Regions from separate parts of the Homo sapiens genome. Here region 1 is linked to region 2. The links are chromatin loops, found by intact Hi-C in ENCODE. Cell type or tissue: HCT116. All regions are shown on one strand.

Region 1 (8,000 bases), 360 kb before region 2:
GGGCTAATATCCAGAATCTACAATGAACTCAAACAAATTTACAAGAAAAAAACAAACAACCCCATCAAAAAGTGGGCGAAGGACATGAACAGACACTTCTCAAAAGAAGACATTTATGCAGCCAAAAGACACATGAAAAAATGCTCATCATCACTGGCCATCAGAGAAATGCAAATCAAAACCACAATGAGATACCACCTCACACCAGTTAGAATGGCGATCATTAAAAAGTCAGGAAACAACAAGTGCTGGAGAGGATGTGGAGAAATCGGAACACTTTTACACTGTTGGTGGGACTGTAAACTAGTTCAACCATTGTGGAAGTCAGTGTGGCAATTCCTCAGGGATTTAGAACTAGAAATACCATTTGACCCAGCAATCTTATTACTGGGTAAATACCCAAAGGATTATAAATCATGCTGCTATAAAGACACATGCACACGTATGTTTATTGCGGCACAATTCACAATAGCAAAGACTTGGAACCAACCCACATGTCCAACAATGATAGACTGGATTAAGAAAATGTGGCACATATACACCATGGAATACTATGCAGCCATAAAAAATGATGAGTTCATGTCCTTTGTAGGGACATGGATGAAGCTGGAAACCATCATTCTCAGCAAACTATCACAAGGACAAAAAAACCAAACACCACATGTCCTCACTCATAGGTGGGAATTGAACAATGAGAACACATGGACACAGGAAGGGGAACATCACACACTGGGGCCTGTTGTGGGGTTAGGGGAGTGGGGAGGGATAGCATTAGGAGATATACCTAATGTTAAATGACGAGTTAATGGGTGCAGCACACCAACATGGCACATGTATACATATGTAACTAACCTGCACGTTGTGCACGTGTACCCCAAAACTTAAAGTAGAATAAAAAAAAAAAAGACAGAGACCTTATGGCCTGCAAAGGCTAAAATATTTACTATTTGGTTTTTTACAGAAAAAGCTTGTCCTTCTCTGGTCTGTACTCTTCTGCCTCCATCCCCACTCCCCACTCCACCACTAGATTTTTTTCTTTTTCTTGAGATAGAGTCTCACTGTGTTGCCCAGGCTGGAGTGCAGTGGCATGATCTTGGCTCACTGCAACCTCCTGGGTTCAAGTGATTCTCCCACCTCAGCTTCCTGAGTAACTAGGACTACAGGTGCGAGCCATAATGCCCGGCTAATTTTTGTATTTTTAGTAGAGACGGGGTTTCACCGTGTTGGCCAGGCTGGTCTCGAACTTCTGACCTCAGGTGATCCACCTGCCTCGGCCTCTCGAAGTACTGGGATTACAGCCACTGCTGCCGGCAAATTTTTTTTTAAGCAAATTACAGATACCATATTATTTAATCCAGTAACACTTCAGCATATTTAATCCAATAGTACTTCAGAATATAGTCATGTAAAAGATGATGACTCTTTCTGCAAAACTTAATCAGAATACATGATTGTAACGGAAAAAAAAAAGAATAGTAATTCTTTAATAACATCCAATATCCAGTCAACGTAGAGAGGGGGAACTTGGCTCTGGGCAACGTTTCCACTCTCAACCCCCGCAGGCGTAGTTTCTCTCTCCTTCCCACTGCCACCTCAGTCCTGTCCACAAACTCCAAAAGGGAAGAGGTGGGGGAAGCCTTGCTGAGGGAGAGCACGTTTTCCCCATTCTCCAACCGTGGCGACCTGTGACCCTCTTTGAAACTGAGACAAATACCTGTGCATTTGGCAGCCAAAGCATTGTGACAAACATTGTGCACGTCTATTATGAGCCCACCCTGGCTCCTCCAGGGCCCGCAGCGTCTGCTCTGAGCTCCTCTACCTGATTTCAAGACTGGCACGTGTGGCCCTACATTGATCTCTAGACTTTTTCTGCTCTGATCCCTTCCCTGCTTCTTCAAGTCCTCCAGATAGGAGTCTAAGTCCTTGATACCCACCATGCTCAAAGACCTCAGGTAAATATGCCCACTCTCCTCTTCCTGCCCACCCAGTCCATCAAAGCCCATTGGCACCAAAGCCTTCTCTCATCTGTTCAGCCGAGGGGGGTCTCTCACTCTCCGAATTCTGTTTCCATTTTTCATCAGAACCACGCAGTTTAGTGTTTCAGAATTTCAAACCTAATACATTCCCAATTTGATTTATAAGCTCTTCAAAGGCAGGAACTTGTCTTATATTTAGCGCCCTCCCCCTGCCCCCACATCCCCATATACATGCCATCCCCAAAAGTCTGTTAGTGACTTAAAGTTTCAGAAGTCTAGACATTTGCTCTTCTCTTTTTTCTCCCTTAAAATCACTTGGAAGTTTGAAGAGGACATCATAGACATCTGCTTTGAGATCCTGAACAAGAGCCTGTATCACTTAAAGAACCCGGCCAAAGACTGTTCCCAGCGGAACGACGTGGTGTATGTGTGCAGGGTGGTGAGTGCCATGGTAAGGATGGATGCTTCCCGCCGTCTGAGGACAGTCTGAGCTTCCCCGGGAGCTGTGGAAACCCACCTGTCTGTCCTCTGCAGATCAACAGCAACGATGACAATGGCGTGCTGCAGGGGAACTGGGGCGAGGACTACTCCAAAGGGGTCAGTCCTCTGGAGTGGAAGGGCAGTGTGGCCATCCTACAGCAGTGGTCAGCCAGGGGCGGGCAGCCTGTGAAGTACGGACAGTGCTGGGTCTTCGCCTCTGTTATGTGCACCGGTGAGCGAAAGATCACTCACTTAGGGGTGTGATTAACTTCATTATCAGAGAAGTTAACTGTGGCTCATAAAGGTTCAGTAGCTTGCCCATGGCCCCACAGCTGGGGGTGGTGGGCACCCAGGCCCTGAGCTAGCACACCATACAGTCTCGAGGGATCCTGTGCATTTATGTGAGAGGGGGATTGACCTGTGGCAATCATCTCACAGTATCCTTGATGGATCAGTCAGACTGTTAAAACTGTCATCTGGATAGAGGAGTTTGTGGTCCCGAAGCAGAAACCAAATGGCTCCTTTCTGCCACCTGCTCAGGCATCTCAGCTCAGGGTGAGCCTGGCATGGGGGGGCAGGTGGAAGTAGATGGCGTGAGATAGCTGACCTCACCCATAGGCAGAGCTAGCAGCCCCCAAATGCTTCACTGAGAGATCCTTGAGCAGTTATCATTATAGACTTGCCACCTTGCTGACTACCCTTAAAGAACATCAATGTTTTATGCAGTATCAATTATTTACAATTCAGTGCAAAGTTGTTGAGCAGACCATCTGTGAAGATGAGAGAAAGATGGAGAGTACTTGTCTCACCCTTGCAAGGCCAGAATCTGTTAGACAGGCCTGTCCTGCTACATTATGGAGCTCGATGAACATTTGCTGAACTAACAGGGTGACTCTGAGTTGGAGAAAGGAGGAGCAGAGAATGGGGAGGACAGAGACAGGTGCCAAAGACAAGGGCAGAGACTTTTTGGAGAGGGGCAGCAGAGGCTGGCAGTTATATACAGGTGCTGCAGACACAGAGGAGGTTTAAATCTGAGTGTTTGAATCCAGTGACCTCACTTTGCCCAGGTGTGAAATGGGGCTAGGGCTACCCTGGCACTCAGTATTCTCAGTTGTTCCTTGGGCTGGGAAGTCCCCAGGCCGTGCTAGGTAGGTGTTATGGAGGAGGCCTGGGATGAGCAGGAGAAGGACGAGGTCCACCACCCTGCTCCATTTCCAAGCCTCTCCCCACTCCCAGGCGCTCGAGTTACAGGGCCACTGCGCACTGGGGGAGCTGCCCCTGCCAAGCTTCCTATGGCCACTTCCAGCCCAGGTGTAGCTCCCACGCCTGCTAAGGATCTGTGACAAGCCCAGGAGCTGTGCTGTGAGTGGACAGGTGACTGCAGACAGGAAGCCTTCTTGGGGGCTCTTCAGTGAACCAAAACAAAAGGATTGGTCGCTGTCAATATTCCTTTTACTTTTTGAAGCTGTGTAATCCTCCTGGCAGCCTCAGTAGGCACCGTCTGCCCCTCCTAGGAGGGAGATAGTGGGATAAACCTCTCTGAACTTACCATGCTGGCTGATGTCAGTACCCACGTCCCCTCAGGGTCACACCTGGCTCTTGCTGGCTCTTGGCTTGACTTCATCTGGCTCTGGGCAGGCAGGGGTGTGTGTGTGTGTGTGTTTGTGTGTATGTGTTGGGGGTAATGTTTACACTGTGTGACTAGATTTGTGAAATCATAACTCAGCTTTTAAAAGCCTTTGTAGCAGTATCATGAGAAGCCACAAGAGGGAGCTGCTGCCTTATTAAAGATGGTTGCTGACTGTGATTTCCTCTTATCTCTGCTGACGGTTTCCACTGTCTCTAGAAGTCTATCTTGTCCCTCTATCCATCCTCGAATTTCTTTCATACCTCCCCCTACCTCTTGTCTTTAAGTAGAATTACAGATCCCAAATTTCAGAGCTAGGGTGGGAGGAGGGTGATGAAATAATCTGTACAACAACCCCCCGTGACACGTGTTTACCCACGTAACAAACCTTCATGTGTACCCTCAAACCTAAAATAAAAGTTAAAAAACATTTCGGAACTAAATTTTCAGCCTCCCTAGTAGCTGGAACTGCAGGCATGCACCACCACACCCAGCTAATTTTTTTTTGTATTTTTAGTAGAGACGGGGTTTCCCCATGTTGGCCAGGCTGAGTCTCAAACCCCTGACCTCGTGATCCGCCTCAGCCTCCCAAAGTGCTGGGATTACAGGCGTAAGCCACCGCGCCTGGCCCTCTGTCTTTAACTTGGAAAGCTGCTGAGTGGAAAGACTCCTAAATGATAAGTCGGATTATTGTTAACTGTTGTTTTAAGCGACCCTCAAATGATTCCTTTCTCCTTGTGGGATGTTGATCACTGATGGGGCAGCAGGGCTGTGGGACTGGGTGTGGGGCTCTGGGAATAAAGGAGTTACTGGTGTGGTTCCGTAAGCGTCTTGGCTTTCTCTCCTCCAGCTTGAAAGTTACAAATTATGCATGGAAAACCAATAATTCTGCCTGAAATGAACTCAGCGATTCTCTATATTTTTCTCTTTAGTAATGAGATGCTTAGGTGTTCCAACCCGTGTTGTTTCCAATTTCCGTTCCGCGCACAACGTGGATAGGAACTTGACCATCGATACGTACTATGACCGAAATGCCGAGATGCTGTCAACTCAGAAACGAGACAAAATATGGTGAGAGGCACTGTCTTGAACAGATCTCTGCTTTGTCCCAGGGAGGGCAGAAAAACTGACCTGGTTCTCTCTGGCTCTTGAGGAAATATTGCAAGATTGCCCTGAGCATTGCTGCTAATGCTCAGAGAAGAGAAGAATTCCCCAACCCAGGAGGCTGTTCTGGCTAATTAGGTCATCAAATTTAACTCATTTCAGAGGTAGAAAACAATGGGATAACATTCTGGGGCCTCAACCAAATGACTAGCTGGGCGTCTTCTGAACACTGACCTCAAAAGTCTTTATTCATCTTCCTCTTTCTTCTCTGAGTTTCTGTTTGTACCATCCAGTTTTCCCAGAAGTCAGACAGAGCCTGGACTGGCTGCTTCTGTAGACCTCTTCTTGTCTCTCTTGACTTCTTCCTCTGCCCAACCCACTCCCTGTCTGCATGCATGTGTCTGTGCATGTATATGCATGCGTGTGTGTGTGTGTGTATCTCTGTGCATCCCTTTATTTGTGTATCTCTGGCTTCTTTTCCTGGTTCCTTTGTTCTCAGCTCTACCCGCAAATCTGGTTTCCTGTTTCTCTTTTTCCAGCCAGTTTCCAGATAAGACTCGCTGTGTTGGTTTGTTTGTTTTTGAGATGGAGTCTCGCTCTGTTGCCCAGGCTGGAGTGCAATGGTGCGAACTCAGCTCACTGCAATCTCCACCTCCCAGGTTCAAGCAATTCTCCTGCCTCAGCCCCCCGAGTAGATGGGACTACAGGCACGTACCACCACACCTGGCTAATTTTTGTATTTTTAGTAGAGACGGGGTTTCACCATGTTGGTCTCGAACTCTTGACCTCAGATGATCCACTCGCCTCGGCCTCCCAAAGTGCTGGGATTACAGGCCTGAGCCACCGCACCCAGCCTCCAGGTAAGATTCCTTGAGTTGTGTAAGAACTACCTGCTGTCCTAGGAGCCCCCTCCGTCTCTGAGCTTCAATTTCCTTGTCTGTAAAATGAAGATAACATCTACTTCACAGGGTTGCTAGGGTGAAATGAGATCAATGCCAGTAAGGAGGGCTTTTCAGCCTGGGATCCACAGATAGACTCCTAGAGGTCTGAATTGTCTCTGATTCAGGAAGCAGTGGTGTATCTGAGGATATGTAACTTAGGCACAGTTCTGTCTTTGAATGCATATCTTGAGTCTAATCATGAGGAAACATCAGACAAGCCCAAAATGGGGGCCACTCTGGTTTTAAAAAATAGATAAATAACATAAAGACTGTTTTCATTAAAAGCCCAGACTTCACCACTAGGTAATATCTCCATGAAACAAAACTACATTTGTACCCCTTACATTTACAAAAAAAAAGAAAAAGAGAGAGAGCGAGAGATTGTTTTCAAATCCCAATGTAACAAAGAAAGAAAGGCGAAGGAACTGTTCCAAGATCAAAGGAGACAACATTCTGCGTAGCTGAATGCAGTGTGTGATCACAGACGGCATCGCGTACCACATGGGAGAAGAATGCTCTAAACAACATCATTAGGTCAACTGACAACATTAAAATATAGACAGTAAATTAGATAAAGGCATCATATCAATATCCAATGTGCTAGGGTTTATGAACTATACAGGGGTTATGTAAGAGAAGATCCCTATTCTCAGGAAATACACACTGAAGTGTGTATGTGTAGATATCTATTCCTGTCCACACTGAAAGAAAGCATATGGGGCAAAATGTTAACAACAGATGAATTGGGTAGATGGGTGTTCTTTGTACTACTCTTTTTTGTTGTTTTTTTGAGATGGAGTCTCACTCTGTGGCCCAGGCTGGAGTGCAGCGGTGCCATCTTGGCTCACTGCAAGCTCCGCCTCCTGGGTTCACACCATTCTCCTGCCTCAGCCTCCCGAGTAGCTGGGACTACAGGTGCCCGCCACCATGCCCAGCTACTTTTTTGTATTTTTGGTAGAGACAGGGTTTCACTGTGTTAGCCAGGATGGTCTCAATCTCCTGACCTCGTGATCCGCCCACTTCGGCTTCCCAAAGTGCTGGGATTACAGGCGTGAGTCACCGCGCCCAGCCTGTACTATTCTTGTGACTTTTAGTATGAAATTACTTCCTAATAAAAAGTAAGAAAAAGAAACAATGATATAAATCACTCCGTATAGTGCCTGGTACCTGGCAAAACCTCAGCTAACATGAATCCTTGTCTCCTTACTCCCTCCTGCAGGAACTTCCACGTCTGGAATGAGTGCTGGATGATCCGGAAAGATCTCCCACCAGGATACAACGGGTGGCAGGTTCTGGACCCCACTCCCCAGCAGACCAGCAGTGGTGAGTGAGGACCATTGCAACAGGCTCTGGCTCTGTGGGGAGGCAGATTAGGGTGACTGGCCGTGGGAGCAGGAGACCAGGGAGGAGCAGCGTTTTCCACGGCACCCTCTTCCCGAGGTCCCAGCTGACACAGCTTCAGATCAGGAATCTAACTCTACCATTGACAGAGTCACCCGGATGGGTTACCTGGATGGGTCACTGAGCCTCAGTTGTGTCCTTACCTGTAAAGTGGAAAAGCTGATGATGAGCATTGCCACTTCACAGGGTGGCTGTGAGGGTCAGATGAATTAATGGGAACAAAAGTGCTTGGTAAACTGGAAGATATCCCACGGGTGAGAGTCAGTGGTGCCGCTGCCTATCCCATCTCCACCTCCCACAGCCACAACCAGCTGCCCCTGGCCCCCATATCAGTAGCCTGTTGCCTCCACAGGGCTGTTCTGCTGTGGCCCTGCCTCTGTGAAGGCCATCAGGGAAGGGGATGTCCACCTGGCCTATGACACCCCTTTTGTGTATGCCGAGGTGAACGCCGATGAAGTCATTTGGCTCCTT
Region 2 (8,000 bases):
TATTTTTAAATTTTTTGTAGATATGGGGTCTTACTGTGTTGCCCAGGCTGGTCTTGAACTCCTGGTCTCAAGTGATCCTCCCATGATAGCCTCCCAAAGTGCTGAGATTACAGGCATAAGCCACAAAACTGGTCTATTATGAATATTTTTAAACATACAGCAAAGTTGAAAGAACTTTATAGTGACCATCCATATACCACCACCAAGATTCTACCAATAATAATTTGCTATACTTGCTTTATTGTATATCTATCCACCTATCCATCCCTCTATTCATTCATCAATCCCTCTTATTTTTGGGAGGAAATTCAAAGTCAATTGCAATAATTAATACATATGCCCCCCAATGTATTTTGCATGCATATAATTAACTAGAACTCAATATTTTTTGCAGGTTTTTTCTTTTTCTTTTTCTTTTCTTTTTTTTTTTTTTTTTTTGAGACAGGGTCTCACTCTGTTGCACAGGCTGCAGTGCAGTGGTGCGATCACACCTCACTTCAGCCCCAATCATCTGGGCACAATCCTCTCACCTCAGCCTCCCAAGTGGCTGGGACTACAGGTGCATGCCACTATACCCAACTAGTTTGTTTCTATTTTTGTAGAGAAGGGTTCTCACTATATTGCCCAGGCTGGTCTTGAACTCTTGGGCCCAAGCAATGCTCCTGCCTTGACCTCCCAAAGTGCTGGGAAAGGCATGTAAGCCACTGTGCCTGGCCAGTTTTTAATTTTGATATAAAATGTACATTCAATGAAATGCACAAATCTTAAGTGTACATTCATGGAATTTTGACAAATGCAGGCACCTGTGTAACCCAAAACCCTATTAAGATATAGAACATTATCATTACTCTCTATACTCTTACCAGCTAATACCAGCCCCTGTCTACTCAGAGGCAACCATTGTTCTGATTTTTTTCTATCATAGATTAGTGTGTCTTGTGCTAGAGTTTTATATAACTGGAATAATCCAGTATGTTCTCTTTTCCATAAGACTTCCTCACATAAATAGAATCATATAATATGATGCTTTGGCAAGGTTTATTTCATTCAGCATATTGTTTTTGAGATTCATCCATGTTGTTTTGTGTATTAGTTTATTTTTAGTGTTGAGTGATATTCCACTTATGAACATAGTACAGTCTGTAGTCTGTTCTCTTTCGGACCTGAGCTGTTTCCTATTTTGGGATATTATAAATAAAACTACTTTGAACATTCTTGAGTTAGTCTTTTTGTGAAAATATGTTTTCATTTCTTTTGGGTACATATCTTGAAGTCAAACTGCTGATTCATAGGATAGATATATGTTTAGTTTGAAAGAAATGTCCAGATCTTTTTTTCAACATGAATGTACCATTTACATTCCCACCAACAATGTATGAGAGCTCTGGTTGCTCCACGTCCTCACAAACATTGGATGCTGTTAGTCTTTATAATTTTAGCTGTATAGTAGCTACCTTATATTTTTTGCCCATTTTTCTATTGTTTTAAATTCTATTTTCCCTTGATTTTTAAGCATTTTTAATATATCCAAGATATTAGCTCTTTATCTGTGAAATATATTTTAAATATTTTATCTCACTGATTTTGACTTTATAGTTTTAATTCCATAAAAGTTCTTTCAATGTTTTGTAGTTAAATTTTTCAATCTTTTCAAAAATTACATCTGGATGTTGAATTATAATTAGAAAGCCTCTTCTCACACCCAGGTTTAAAGGAATTCATCCATGTTTTCTTCTAGTACTTGTATGATTTCACTTTTTATATTTAGATCTCTGATCCATTTGGAGTTTATTCCTGTTTGTGGTTCAATTTTATTATTATTTTTAACCATCTAATCTGGTTCTCTGGACACTATTTCTAAGAGGGTCCATCTTTGTCCGAACTATCTGAGATGTCACCTTTATCATATATAAAATGTACTTGAGTTCATTCTCAACTTCCTATTACATGCAACTAGAATTCAAAGTTTAAAATTTTTATTTTTTCCAGTTGTTTTTATTTTCCCAGCAACGAATTTTTTCAAAATCTGTGTGAGCAAAAAAACGAAGTTTCAGTTCACTAAGAAAACAGGAGGCCAGGCGAGGTGGCTCACACCTGTAATCCCAGCACTTTGGGAGGCCGAGATGGGCGGATCACCTGAGGTCAGGAGTTTTGAGACTAGCCTGGCCAACATGATGAAACCCCATCTCTACTAAAAATACAAATAAAATTAGCTGAGCTTGGTGGCGGGCACCTATAATCCCAGCTACTGCCTCCTACTGAGGCAGGAGAATTGCTTGAACCCAGGAAGTGGAGGTTGCAGTGAGCCGAGGAGGTTGCACTCCAGCCTGGGCGACAAGAGCAAAACTCTGTCTAAAAAAAAAAAAGAAAAGAGGAATAAGTATACTGTCCTTCTGCAAGGCTAGAACTCATCTCCAACTGGATCTGGATATTCCCCCACAGACTTGCAACCCTGACTTGTTTAGAGCAAGCTTAACATGCGAGCACACAATGAGATGCCGTGCTAAGAATAAGCAGGGACTCTATTTGAATGCTGTTTATCAGACAGACTGACCCAGGAACGCAAAAAGTCCCGTTTCTAGTTCCATACTGCTGTTACCACTCCCAAGGTAAATTTCCTAGGATTGTTCTCTCTTCTGTCTATTCTGAGGTCTCCACACTGAAGGATTTTCTTTGTTGTTTTAACAATCACCCTTGTTGTGTTTCTGGATAAGAGTTGAGGAAAATAAAAAAGCATTTTGCTGGGTGCAGTGGTTCAAACCTGAAATCCTAGTGCTTTGGGAGGCTAAGGTGAGAAGATACCATGAGGCCAGCGGTTCAAGACCAGACTGCGCAATATAGTGCTAGCCCTGGCCCTACAAAATAATAATAATAAAAAAGATGAGGTGGTACACTGCTGTAGTTCTAGCTACTGAAGAGGCTGAGGTGGGAGAATTGCTTGAGCTCAGGTGTTCAAGGTTACAGAGAGCTATACTGGCACCATTGCACTCCAGCCTGGGCAACAGAGTGATACCATTTCTTTTCTTTGAAAGCATCTTAATACAGAAAAATGCAGAAAAAGGCAAACCCAGAGGTGTTGATAGCACTTGTTTGAAAGGTAATACAATGTGACATCACTTGTATTTTTGTACTTATTAGTATTTAACTTTTTGCATTAATTATTTTAAAATACCTACTGAGTGTACTTAATATTTACAGAGTGAAGAAGGTATGGGGAATACACAGTATAAGAAATTATCCCTCTACATTCTATAAAAATAAGATGTACAAAAACTATAATTCAAAATAGCATATATAGGAACCACATCTTATATATTTTTAATCCTCCATAGGATATCCTATGGTAGCCTTGATGTAGGTGCTTAATACATTTCTGGAAATTTTTATCTGCCATCTATGAATATATTTTATTTGGTAGAACATACAATTCCCAAATAACACCACCGGAAAAATATTTTAAGATCATCTTTGGCCCGGCGCAGTGGCTCATGCCTGTAATCCTAGCACTTTGGGGGGCTGAGGCAGGTGAATCACCTGAGGTCAGGAGTTCGAGACCAGCCTGGCCAAGATGGTGGAAACCCGTCTCTACTAAAAATACAAAAATTAGCTGAGCATGGTGGTTCATGCCTGTAATCCCAGTTACTCGGGAAGCTGAGGCAGGAGAATCACTTGAACACAGGAGGCAGAGGTTGCAGTGAGCCGAGATCGTGCCGCTGCACTCCAGCCTGGGCGACAGAGTGAGACTCCGTCTCAAAAAAAAAAAGATTATCTTTTTCATGAGCATAATCAGGTCTTTAAAAATGATTAAAATCTTTAGCCACTGGCTAGTCGGCTTTGATTAATGTCAAAAATATAAGACCAGTTTTGCTTCAATACACCTTGCAGTGGAACACTATTATCGCTAGGGTGCGCTATTAGCATTGCTAGCCAGTTAATGATCCTGCCAGAAGAGCCTGAAAATCACAGAAAGCTGTCCAGTGTTTGGAGTGGAGTGGCAGGTTCCTGAACTAGACTGAAAGTCACTGAACTTTTTCCAGACTGTCACAGGCACAATCATAACATCACCCCACTACTTTCTCATTTTAAAAATATGAGTATACAACAATAATATATTAATGGGGCCGGGCGCAGTGGCTCACACCTGTAATCCCAGCACTTTGGGAGGCCGAGGCCAGCGGATCACCTGAGGTCAGGAGTTCGAGACCAGCCTGGTTAACATGATGAAACCCCGTCTCTACTAAAAATACAAAAAAAATTAGCTGGGTGTGCTGGCAGCCACCTGTAATCCCAGCTACTAGGGAGGCTGAGGCCGGAGAATCACTTGAACCCGGGAGGCGGAGGTTGTGGTGAGCTGAGATCGCACCATTGCACTCCAGCTTGGCCAACAAGAGCAAAACTCCATCTCTGAAAAAAAAAAATTATATATATATATGACCTTGCAACAAAAATATGAGCAAATATGTGTAGCTATAATTCACTCTTCTAATAAAACCTGCAAAAAGTTAACAGTTAATGATATAATTATTCTGTGTTTCATAAAAGGCCTAAACAGGAAGCAGATCAAGAAATAACCACAATTAGAATTACTTTGTGAATGTAAACTCTTTTAGTTTCTTTTCTCACTTTACTAGGTCTAATCAATGTCAATCTTTTCTGATATTACGGTCTATTTTAATCATCATCATTAAACACAAATTGATATCAATAGGTTAAAAGGCGATAAACTCATATCTCCCAAATTGAGAGTTTTTTGCCTTGCCCGCTCAACACCGTTTTCTCTTACCTAATTCTTTTTGCTTGAAATTTCTTTAATTAGAAATCAGGGCCTGGTGCAGTGGCTCATGCCTGTAATCCCAGCACTTTGGGAGGCTGAGGCAGACGGATCACGAGATCAGGAGTTCGAGACCAGCCTGGCCAACATAGCGAAACCCTGTCTCTACTAAAAATACAAAAATTAGCCAGGTGTGGTGGCACATACCTGTGGTCCCAGCTACTTGGGAGGCTGAGGCAGGAGAATCGCTTGAACCCGGGAGGTGGAGCTTGCAGTGAGCCAAGATGGTGCCATTGCACTCCAGCCTGAGTGACAGAGCAAGACTCTGTTTAAAAAAAAAAAAGAAAATAAATCAAGGCTGGGCGCAATGGCTCACGCCTGTAATCCCAGCACTTTGAGAGGCTGAGGAGGATGGATCACTTGAGGTCAGGAGTTCAAGACCAACCTGGCCAACACGGTGAAACCCCGTCTTTACGAAAAATACAAAAATTATTCTGGCGTGCTGGCAGGTGACTGTAATCCCAGCTACTTGGGAGGCTAAGGCGGGAGAACTGCTTGAACCTGGGAGGTGGAGGTTGCAGTGAGCCAAGATCGTGCCACTGCCCTCCAGCCTGGGTGACAGGGTGAGACTCCATCTCAAAAAAAAAAAAATCAAGTCTTTTACTTAAAAGTAAAATTTTCACTAAAAAAAAAAAAAAAAAAGAACAAAGTTTCAAAAACACAAACACTTGAGGTAGTGAATATATTTGATGTGAATGCCTTTCTGTCGAAATCAGAATGCAGCTGATACTGACTTAAAGAAATGAAGCTCTCAGAGAACCCCAAGGATTTGGCCTTTGAGTATCTTTATATGCTGTATACCTCTCTTATAGCAGTTATTACAATGTATTCTAATAAGATTTGCATGTTTGCTAATCATTACATTGTGAAACCCTGAGGGACAGGACTGAATTTATTCAAATTTGCTTTCCCAGTGCCTATCAGAGTAGATGGCATTAGTAGGCTCTATAAAAACTTGTTTATGGGGGCCGGGTGTGGTGGCTTACGCTTGTAATCCCAGCACTTTGGGAGGCCAAGGCAGGCGGATCATGAGGTCAGGAGATTGAGACCATCCTGGCTAACACGGTGAAACCCCATCGCTACTAAAAATATTAAAAAATTAGCCGGGCATGGTGGCGGGTGCCTGTAGTCCCAGCTACTCGGGAGGCTGAGGCAGGAGAATGGCATGGACCCGGGAGGCAGAGCTTGCAGTGAGCCGAGATTGCGCCCACTGCACTCCAGCCTGGGTGACACAGCAAGCCTCTGTCTCAGAAAAAAACAAAAAAACTTGTTTATGGGGATTTTGTTTGTGGATTAAGTAACATTCAAATAGAAACTTATTTGCTGAAAAACTGAAAAACAGGGCTGCTTGCTGGTTTGCAGAAATGCTTGAGCACCAGTTCACTATTGAGTTTCATGTTTCAAAGCACTGCGTAATGAGTTTAAAAAAGAGATTTATTGAGATATAATTAACATAACATATATTTACCCACTTCTCATGTGCAACTCTGAGATTTGTTTCTAAAGAGAGAGATAGAAAGAGAAAAGGGCAGAGGTCTCTTTTCCTTGAGTTGCACACTGATTCACACTGTGGTGCTGTCCTAATAACAATGTGATGTAAATGACACATCTAGATCCTTTTCTGTTTGGATTATGGGAAGAAGGTTACAAAGTGGTACCTAAAGATAGGCAGAAGAGGACATAAATGGAAGGAAAGGAAAAGAAGAAAGAGATTCTTCAATATGTTATTTATTTCATGCTAGGAGAAAAGAAGCTGTGTTAAAAGGGGCTTTATGTCCTGTGTGGGGACTTTTTAATGTCTGAACTTTGGACATTGTATCTTTGAATATGCTGTAAGACTGATCCTAGAGTCTGTCTGATTCCTTTAGACTTATCCAGGGACACATCCTTAGACTTGAGTTATTCCTCTCTCTTATTTTCCCAAGTCTTACTGTATTCGTTATCTCTTGCTGCATGACCAATTATCCCAAAAATTAATGCTTAAAGCAATAGTAAATATTTACTATATCACATAGTTTCTGTGATATAGTAACACATTTTAGAAGTGGCTTAGCTGGGTAGTTCTGGCTTGGAGTGTCTCACAAGGTGGTGGTTAAGAAGCCAGCTGGGCTTTCAGTCATCTGAAGGCTTGACTGGGGCTGGAGGATTCATTTCTAAGAATGGCTCACTAACATAGACGGCAAACTGGTGCTGATTATTGATGTGATGCTTCAGTTCCTTGCCAGGGGAACACTGCATGGAACTGCTAGAGTATCTTCAGGAGAAGACAACTGGCTTCTCCCTAAATAAGTGATCCAAGAACACATAAGGCAGAAGCTACAATGTCTGTTATAACCTGGCCTTGATATTCCCACACCATAATTTCTGGAAAATCCTATTGGTTACACAGGTCAGTCCAATTCAGTATGGAAAGGAATAAATAAGAATGAGAGTAAGTGAGGTAGGGATCATTGGGGGCCATCTGGAAGTCTGGCTACCACATTTATGTATTAGAGACAGAGTCTTGCGTTGTCACCCAGGCTGGAGTGCAGTGATGCAATCATAGCTCACTGCAGCCTCGACCTCCTGGGCTCAAGCAATCCTCCCACCTCAGCCTCCTGGGTAGCTGGGACTACAGGGGCCAGCTAATTAAAAATATATATTTTTTGTAGAGACAGAGTCTCACTATGTTGCTAGGGCTGGTCTCCAACTCCAGGGCTCAACAGATCCTCCTGCCTTGGCCTCCCAAAGTGCTGGGATTACAAGTGTGAGCCACTATGCTCAGTTTATTTCTTAAAAGAGATACATGCATATATATTTGAGTTTTATATATATACTTGAGATCTATCTATATCTATAACTCAAAGGGGATTCCTAAACTCCAGTACCAGCTCTTGAATAACATATTACATTGACATTTAGCCTGACTGAAAGAGTATCTCTGGGGACAGCTCAATAATTCTAAAATGGAAAAGACTGGAGAAAAGGGGAGGCTTTTATTGCTAAGCCTAATTTCAATGAATCTGGACATTTTTTCCCTAGAAACTTTTTTTTTTTCTTTTTTAAAGACAGGGTATCTCTGTTGCCCAGACTGGAGTGCAGTGATGCGATAATAGCTCACTGCAGCCTTGACATCCAGGGCTCAAGCAATCCTCCTGCCTCAGCCTCCCAAGTGGCTGGGACTACAGGT

Evidence for each region. A loop is a pair of places that touch in the nucleus more often than their neighbours do. Peaks named below come from ENCODE experiments on the same cell type or tissue, not always from the same donor. Only the 100,000 strongest peaks of a DNase experiment are listed, where the experiment ranks them.
Region 1: a loop joins it to region 2, with 4 times the contacts of the local background. A loop is called at or near these places in 4 of 110 quality-filtered maps.

The regions. Positions count from the first base shown.
Region 1 is chr15:43,281,968-43,289,967 of GRCh38, reverse strand. TGM7 (transglutaminase 7) reads left to right here. Exons shown (of 13, transcript NM_052955.3): 5 at 2,299-2,427; 6 at 2,511-2,688; 7 at 5,016-5,154; 8 at 7,348-7,451; 9 at 7,882-8,000. Among named protein-coding and RNA genes, the nearest start is that of TGM7, 16 kb to the left of the region's middle. In HCT116, a CTCF peak has its summit at 4,217 (motif pointing right); a DNase peak (open chromatin) is centred at 4,227; H3K27me3 peaks cover 908 bases.
Region 2 is chr15:42,922,789-42,930,788 of GRCh38, reverse strand. No RefSeq gene overlaps it. Among named protein-coding and RNA genes, the nearest start is that of TTBK2, 6.0 kb to the right of the region's middle. In HCT116, a CTCF peak has its summit at 3,898; a DNase peak (open chromatin) is centred at 3,928.